Linked DNA regions of Homo sapiens: region 1 is linked to region 2. The links are chromatin contacts, found by Hi-C or POLR2A ChIA-PET in ENCODE. All regions are on one chromosome and are shown on one strand. The core of a region is the stretch at or near the end of the contact, and the rest is flanking DNA. Distances in the headings are between cores, read along the strand shown.

Region 1 (4,633 bases), core at 341-2,840, 150 kb after region 2:
CAGGTCTTGTGAGATTGGGCATGTCTCACACCCACGAATACAGCCCTGATTCTAAGTGTTTTATTTCTCCGAAACTTTACTCCCTGTACTTCAACTGTATTCATCTCCGTATAAGGTTCAATGTATGAGTCATAAGGAACATATATATGTGTGTATATATATATATATACACATATATATATGTGTATATATATATATGTGTGTATATATATATATGTGTATATATATACACATATATATGTGTATATATATATATATACATATATATGTGTATATATATATACACATATATATGTGTATATATATATACATATATATGTGTATATATATATATACATATATATATATGTGTATATATACACATTTAAATGGAACCAGCAGAGTCTAGGCAGGGTTGGAAGCACGTGTACCTTTCCCACTTTATATTTTAAATTGTCTAAGCCATCAAGTGGCAGTCCCTGGAATTGCATGAAGAGAGCTTAGGAGGCAAAAACCCATTCGGAAGGAACGAGATCTAACTGGATTCCAAAGTTCCAAACTTTAAGAAAGTTGCAAAAGAGCCATCTGAACTGCTCCACAGATTATGTGGATGAGCATTTATAATCTGGGAACGTTTTATCTGGATGGATTTTGCTAGTTTTTCCAAGTGATATCCTGAATGTAGGTATTGCTGCCTGCGGTTCTTTGGATTGTTCAACAAATACTTTCCAAATGTACATTATGTGCCAGGCAATGCGACGGGCCTTGGGGCCAGTTTTTGCCTCTGTGGAACTTACAGACTGAACACTGGGAAATAAATGTTAAACAAATGATTTTACAAATAGACATATAATTACAATGTATGGTCAAGTCTACAAGAGCTATCAAGTCTGCAGTACTATGGGAGAAAACAATAGGAGGACCCCATATTTTCAGCTGAGAGGACAAGGAAGGAAAACCCCACCAAAGCTCTCACTGATTTCACAGAGTTAATCTAGAAACCTTTGAAGTCTTCAACTTATACCATTTAGAATAATTTCTCCATCTACACTGGAAAAGGCAGGAAAGTTCCTATGTCTAGTATAATTCCAGGTCCCAAGCTGTACAGACAGACCTAATCCTACAGTTTAACTGTTCTCCGTATAACATTTTACAGGGATGCAAGGGAAGGAGGGAGAAGGTAGAGACAGGGAAAGAAGGAAGAAGCAGAGAGAGTGGGGAAAGAGAGAGAAGGGGAGAGGAAGGAAGGAAAACCAGAAAGATCACTACCTTCTGTCCACAGAATAGCTTTTAAGATACAACCATTTTCTTTTTTTATCCTCCTCCAAAAGCTTGAAAACACTCTTCGTACCACTCATAGCTTCTAACACTCCAATGTCTTAACATTATTTTAACAGAGCTTTGTGTGTGCAAATAATGCTAAAACCAGAAATTGTGCCTCTTTCCTTAGAAGCATCTATCTAATCTGATTGTATATATGTCAAGTCGATGTGTGCAATATGTATGTCAACAGTGCTTAAGTAATATCTTGTCTCCACTTGCTTCTGATTTCTTTGAATTCTCATATTAACCACTCTCATTTTTTTAAAACAGTGCTGGGATTTTCCCTCTTTGAAACTTGACAGAAACATAAGATATTTCAGTTCTTGCTATGAAGCACTAAGCACGCTGAAAACATCGCCAGCCCTTTAGTCTCATTAGCTTCCTTTAAACACCTACTTTGCTGGTATAAGCTAATGTGAACCCTTTTCACCCTGTTTAAATTCCAACATAAAATTTGTACACAACAATAAAACATGTGGCTCATTTGTCATGCTTCCAGAAGCAACTATGTCACTCACACCAAGAACCACGGGCTGGGGGTGCAGAGTGATTTTGCTCCCATTTCACATCACTCAATTGTGCCTTCTGTAGAAAAGCTTTTAACAACCACATCTGGCCTTTAATAAATCACTGCACTTTGTCTTCCTGCCAAAACTCCTCCTTTATCTAACTTACATCTTCATGATGAGATAGGAAATCATGCATTATGGTGGTGACAAACAATTGTAATTATGTCATTAGTAGCCATTTAGTCTACAAAGGTGCTCAAAAAGGAAATACAATGCAAAATAAGATATATAGGATAATACATTGATCACAGTTCTAATCCGCTTTTACTTCATGAGTGTAAAAAGCTGGCATAATTCTTGGGCACAGCAGGCAGTAATGGCACACCACTTTATGAACTATACAGCTATTTTATTCCCCTATCTACTTAAAAATAAAAAAGCATTTAATAGCTTGATTTAGACATAAAAGTTATTTGTGATGCCTCGCTGATTATAATATTTATTTTTCAACTGTTCGTAGAAGTGACTTTCTGTGTTAGGAAAGAAACTTGAATTATTTGGGTTTATGAAATTTAACAACCATACGTGTGTCTATGTGTGTACATACACATATGTGTATATGTGTAGATATACAGGTATGTACATAGGTTTAGGTGTATACATATGTATGTGTGTATATACACACAAAACACACTCAGACACATCTCTAAAGGAGTCAAACAACTTCACAGTATGATACATTCTCTAAAGCTCCCAAGTCATGAAGAAACAAAACTACAAACCAGAAATTTAAGAAAAGGTGACTACACTTAAGGAAAGTATAAAATACCCTTTATTCCACCATCTCCCACCATACATTTTAGAAACAAGAAATTCAAGCAAGTTTCAAAATAAGCAGCTATTTGGGTATACCTGAAGTTCTAAAATCCTATGCATTTCACTAAAGTCGATAAAAATCAACTCCCAGATTGCACACAGAACATAGTTCCAACATTCACCCAGACGGAAGCACTACTGACAACCAGGGCAGGGAAAGGGGGTTTGCAACCTTTGATAACCTACAACCTTCTGAGATGGAGCATGATGAAATTTCCTCTTACCACATCTCAACCTTTGAAAGGCATACACCTGAAATATGTAAGTAAAATGAATCCAAAAGCAGTGTGGTCAAACATTAGCAGGGGCAATTTTATGTATAACTACAGTCAGCCACTTCACTCTCTGCACCTCTTACAAACCTTCATTTTACTGGGAAATCTTTCCATGAAACTCTACAAATGGCTCTACGAATCATTTAAAAATTTCTCCAGTTGTTAATTTGAAAACGATGTAGCAAATGCCTAGTATGTTCCACATCAATCTGTGAATCCCAAGATAATTAAAATGTAAACCCAGAGACAAAAAATTGAAACTCAAAACACCAATGCCAAATCTAATTAATGCAGTGTTAATAATTATGACCATTATTTCCAGATACATAAATTTTTTCATGTGACAAACTTTCATTTTTTACCTCGCACTTGGCAGTGTATGTTTTCCTGGGAGGGTTTGGGGCTGAACCCATTAAAAAAAAATTTTGGCAAGTAGGTAAAAAATGTTTATGTCACCATAATATTGACGTAAATCTTATTGATATCATTACCTGGCTGATTCAACCCAGTGCTGGCATGAATGCAATGAAACCAATTATTTCAAATTTTTCATGGACTTAATCTGATAATCAGGTAGTTAGTGTATTGGGTGTTTCTAAGGCATACACCTTCTCTGTTTTATTAATTTATGTATGATTTTTTTTTTTGAGACAGAGTCTCGTTCTGTTGCCCAGGCTGGAGTGCAGTGGTGCAATCTCGGCTCACTGCAACCTCCAAATTCCTGGGTTCAATCGATTCTCGTGCCTCAGCCTCCTGAGTAGCTGGGATTACAGGCACGAGCCACCATGCCTGGCTAATTTTTGTATGTTTAGTAGAGATGGTGTTTCACCATGTTGGCCAGGCTGGTCTTGCAATCCTGGCCTCAAGTGGTCCACCCACCTCGGCCTCCCAAAGTTCTGGGATCAATGCCTGAGCCACCACGGCCAGCCAATTTATGTGTAATTAATGCTTTGTGTGGACTTTCATCTGAATACAGAACCTCACATTTTCAAAAGATGCTTGGGAAGTAAAAGAAGCTGAATTTTTTCCCCATCATTTTTGTTTTTAAAAGAGAACAATCTCCCAGATCAATGACCTACATTGTGTTAGATGTAGAACCCCCCTGCAATTTTTTTGAGGAAGAATTAGAAAATGACTATTTCAGACAAAGAAAGTAATACCCCAATAATAAACAGAGGCTTCAGGAGAACACATAAGGAGGAGGGAAGTCTACGTCTCATAAAAACAGAAGGATCTTCAGTCAAATTTACCTACATGCTGTCAGTTTGCTTTTCTCTTCATCAGTCTGTCTCTTGTCTAAGACGAGTCCTTCCGTACGGGAGTCTCCTCCACCCCCACTCAAAAAACTTTGACATTTAAAATTTTATTTTTTCTAAGAAAAGCTTATCTGAAAACTCACATGCTTCTCTAGTTACATATGAAAGAAACTGTACTTACATCAACATTATCTTTATTTATCAACTCCCCTGCACATTGCCCCCTGGGTACCAACAGTTCAAAAGTTCAAAAAGGGTTTTGAAAATAAACCAAGATAGAAAACAGGCACCAACTCCTATTTGGAACTTACATTCTCATGCCTTCTAGCATTCTCTGGATGACGGATCAAGAGGAATGATAAAAGAGAGAGAGAGAGGCAGCTGCCAGGGGAGGGTATCAATTGGTGTGGATGGG
Region 2 (4,422 bases), core at 115-2,614:
TTTTTGTCTGCCCAACATCCATGCTCCCCTTTCTCTGATGACACTAGCCTGATTTTTCTTTTGGGGAAACGCCCATTCTCCACTCTCAGTCCTAATGGTTCACAGGAGGCTGATGCATCTCTCAGCTCCAGAGGGTGGAGCCATAACCCAAGTCTGACCAATCAGTGAGTTCTGCTCTGCCAGCAACACTGATTGGCTGATGGATGGACATGTCCCAAGAATGATACTCAACTACTAGCATTCCATAGGAACTATTGGGAGACAGAAAGGCTGTCCTTCTGCTGGCTTGCTAAACTTTTAAATGCATGAATCGGGCTTGCCTCCACAAAAAGAGAGCTGGCTGAACAGAGGCCAGGACACAGCGGCAAGAAGGTGAGCACAATAGCAAGACAGATTCCTAACAATGCTCACAGAGAACAGGCCTCCTCTTGGACTTGTCAATTACACAAGCCAATTAAATTCCCTTATTTGCTTAGCCAGCTGGAGTTGGCTTTGGGTCATTTGCAACCATAAGGTGCCACACAGGAGCCCAAAATAGATAGTGTTCTATATGTAGCTCTCCTACTCTACAATATATGTTAGCCTTTATGGGAAAGCAAACCAACTAAGCACACACAAATCAATTAACTCTCATAACTAATATTCAAAATCTGTAGGATCTCGTGTTTCCTATGTAATTAACCAGTTCATCAGCCATGCTCTCTTCCTGCTAATAATGGAGTTGGAAAAAGAAGTCAGGACCCACAGTCAGAAAGAACTCAAGATGATCTCAAAGCAAACTAAACTGGAGGTCTAAAAAAATCCAGCATGGCCAGGCACGGTGGCTCACGCCTGTAATCCCAGCACTTTGGGAGGCCGAGGCAGGTGGATCACGAGCTCAGGAGTTCAAGACCAGCCTGACCAACATGGTGAAACCCTGTCTCTACTAAAAATACAAAAATTAGCCAGGCATAGTGGCGCGCACATGTAATCCCAGCTACTCGGGTGGCTGAGGCAGGAGAATCGCTTGAACCTGGCAGGCGGAGCTTGCAGTGAGCCGAGATTGCACCACTGCACCCCAGCTTGGGCAACAGAGCAAGACGTCATCTCAAAAAAAAAAAAAAAAAATTCAGCATGAAGTCGAATACAAACTTAAGAAGTTCCTCTCCAGGCTCCTCATAGTTATGGTTCAGTCAGGGATGGACCAACCTATGAGATTAGGGGAATGGCCAGCTGGTTCACACAATAGGCCTCAGGCCTGGTGTGGAGTCCTTAGTCTTGTGGTCACTGATCACAAAAAAGCCAGTGGGAAGGGTAGGAAGGAGAAAGAGCTGCATTGGTCATTGAAACAAGGCCAACACAAACTTCCCAGCCCCAGCACTTTCTGAATCCTTTTGTGTAGAATTTCTGCAGATGCTGGAAACCCAGGAGGAACCAAAGTGAACATCCTAATTTAGCATTGGAGGAAAGAAAATAACTGAATGGAGTTTAGAGTCATGTGGATGCCAGAGGCCATAGGCAAGCTAGAAACAATATAGTAAGAATATTTAAGCTGGGATGGAGTGGGCAGGGTCCTGGCGCCTGCCTGGCATTTAGCCCTGGCTCCAGCCCAGCCAACCCAGCAAACAGGGCCTTGACTTCCTCTTCCTGGGTGGGAATGAACCCCAGATCAATTCAGTCAGCCTTTCTTGGGACTAGTAACCATAGTAACATAAACAATAACAAAAACAACAATAGAAGCTACCATTTATTCTTAAATATGCCGGCAGTTATACTAGTCACTTTACATGCATTTCCTCACCTAATCTTTACAATTGCCTTGCAAAATGCAGGCTGTTATTATTTCCATTTTGAAAATGAGGAGACTGAGGCTCAGAGAGGTTAAATAATCTGCTCTTGGCCACACAACAGCTAAGCAGTGGAGTCCGGATCTGAACCCAGCCCTCTGGCTGAGACACCTGATCCTTGGACACCATATTGGCATCCAACTGCTGCTAAGCAGGAATGTCAGTACCAGCCCCTGTTGCTCACACAAATGCCCTGAATAATGAAGCTGGCCTGGAGTACAAGCCAATCCACTATACCCCAAGACATCATGACTTAGATGGCTGGCTCCACTCAGTTGGAAGGGAGAGGGAAAGTGAGGAGGGGAGAAGACAGAAGAATAAAGGGAAACAACACCATGGCTGCCCTATTTCTTCAGCCTCAGCAGCATCAGTGTCAACCAGACTCCCCATGCAGCCCAGTGGATCCTCCCTTGCCTCTAACTGGGGGCCATGGGACTCAGAACAAGTCTTTTCTGAACGTAATCACAGGTTTAACCCTACTTAGCACCAATATTATATCCAGAACACATGTTGTCTGACATCTGTATAAAGAGAATTGCTTTAAAACTTGAACTGAGGAGCTGGGGGCCACAGAAGTCCACCCCACCAGACAGCAGGATTTTTTAACCTCAGTACTAGGAACATTTTGAGCCAGAAAATTAATTATTCATTGTGTAAGCTACCCTATGCATTGCAGAATGTTGAACAGCATTCCTAGATGCTAGTAGCACATGCCCCCACCGCATTCGTGACCTCCAAAAACGTCTCCAGACGTTGCCAAATGTCCCCTGCTGGGGAAAGTCATTCCTGGTTGAGAACCACTCATCTAGAGCATCACTGCCCAACAGAACTTTCTGTGACAACGGAAATGTTCTATGCCTACAACATCCAATAGGGTAGCCAATAGCCACATGAGGCTCCTGAGCACTTGAAATATGGCTAGTGTCACTGAGGAACTGAATTTTTAATTTTATGTAAGTTTAATTAATTTAAATAGCCACACATGCCTAGTGGCTGCCATATCTTGGACTGTGCAGTTTTAGAGGGGGTCATAGAATTTCCATATTCATGACAATCGGATCTTAAGCAGATGGATACTTGGTTTCCAGTACAAAATTCTTCATATTCATTAAAAATTGTATTTTCTTCTCAACGGAAATTAATAAACTCTAAAATTGAAAGTGTTTTTTGCGTTGGGCGCAGTGGCTCACGCCTGTAATCCTAGCACTTTTGGGAGGCTGAGGTGGGCAGATCACCTGAGGTCAGGAGTTCGAGACCAGCCTGGCCAGAATGATGAAACCCCATCTTTACTAAAATACAAAAAATTAGCTAGGCATGGTGGCGCACGCCTGTAATCCCAGCTACTCAGGAGGCTGAGGCAGGAGAATCGCTTGAACCCAGGAGGCGGAGGTTGCAGTGAGCCGAAACTGCGCCACTGCACTCCAGCTTGGGTGACAGAGTGAGACTGTGTCTCAAAAAAAAGAAAGAAAGAAAAAAAAATGTTTTTGGTAATGACTTTTTTAAAAATTCCAATCTTACTTTGAATCTTTTCATCAAATTTAAGTAAAAATTATTTTTTATAAACACGGTTTTGATTAGAATTGTAGATTTATATAATTGAGTAACTTGAAAGCTTTATGCCTGTAGATTAGAACCAAGTGCACTCTTTAAGAAGCTAGTTGCAAAATGATTTCTTTTTTCACTGTTAGAAAAATGTACTTGCTACTCTCTTTGGGACACATTGAATGTAAACTGTGTCTTCAGAGACATCAGCTATCCTGCAGAAAGTGCTCTGCTCCAGCAACTCAAATAACTCATACCATTTGGAAACGAGAGTAACACTGTGAAAAGTCTCTTAAGCAGTCACGTGCCTCCATCCTGTCCCTCCCCTGAAAAACCCAAAATGCACACAATTCAGGTGAAGCTTTCCACTGTAACTCAAGGTGTGATGGATTTTTCAGCTTAGCGAGAAAGATTAGTATTGATGTAACAAAGTGACTGTAAAACCAGCCATACAACGTTATAAATACATCATAGCTGTCAGGATGTTTCTTTCGCAATGGGCAAATACAGAACCAAAGACCATTTGGAAGCGGGGGTGGTGGTCATACACAACACCATGTGTGGGGTGGGAAACATCCAGAACTATGGCGCTGAGCAGGAAGCTGAGCCATCTACAAAATATTTCCTGAGTGATATATAGAGAGCTTAAGATGGGATAAAGCCTGATGATGAACAAAGTCAACAAAGTGCGTTGGAGTTACCCACACTGTCTTGATACCAAGAAATTTTAGCTTTAGCAATGATATGAGAATCCAAAAGTACACTGTCATTCTGAATAATTGTATATGTATCTCCTTTGTAGGCTCAACGTAGACTTTAGGTTAACCTCCACTGGTCAAGTATGAAGTGTTATCCATATGGCACACACTACCGGATGGCAACCCAACAGCCAATCCCAACTCGTTCTTTCTCTTCTCCCTCCCTTTTCTCCCACCTCCTACTCCCCAAGCTGAAAAAATGAGATGCTCCCCCTTCCCAGCTTTCTCTGCAGTTAGGGATGGTGATCTAATTTAGTTCTGGCCAAAAGATATAAGGGGAAGATGACTGAAAAGAT

The links. A loop is a pair of places that touch in the nucleus more often than their neighbours do. ChIA-PET counts read pairs that join two places held with the same protein, here RNA polymerase II (POLR2A). Pooled maps may share reads with other maps.
Region 1: a loop to region 2 is called in a map of Caco-2, with 2.7 times the contacts of the local background. The contact joins two enhancer-like sites. A Hi-C loop is called at or near these places in 6 of 168 maps with a recorded cell type or tissue (Caco-2, Calu3, K562 and 3 more) and 5 of 50 pooled maps. POLR2A ChIA-PET finds 5 or more read pairs at or near these places in 4 of 52 experiments (A673, activated B cell, activated CD8-positive, alpha-beta memory T cell and 1 more).

The regions. Positions count from the first base shown.
Region 1 is chr3:71,396,766-71,401,398 of GRCh38, forward strand. All of the region lies in intron 3 of FOXP1 (forkhead box P1), which reads right to left. Among named protein-coding and RNA genes, the nearest start is that of FOXP1-AS1, 110 kb to the left of the region's middle. RefSeq lists an enhancer at 911-2,893. Within about 2 kb of position 1,591, at least 4 of the 41 ENCODE cell types and tissues checked have a DNase peak (open chromatin) inside an H3K27ac peak, as active enhancers do.
Region 2 is chr3:71,247,652-71,252,073 of GRCh38, forward strand. The region is part of intron 5 of FOXP1 (forkhead box P1); the gene reads right to left. Among named protein-coding and RNA genes, the nearest start is that of FOXP1-AS1, 40 kb to the right of the region's middle. Within about 2 kb of position 1,365, at least 9 of the 41 ENCODE cell types and tissues checked have a DNase peak (open chromatin) inside an H3K27ac peak, as active enhancers do.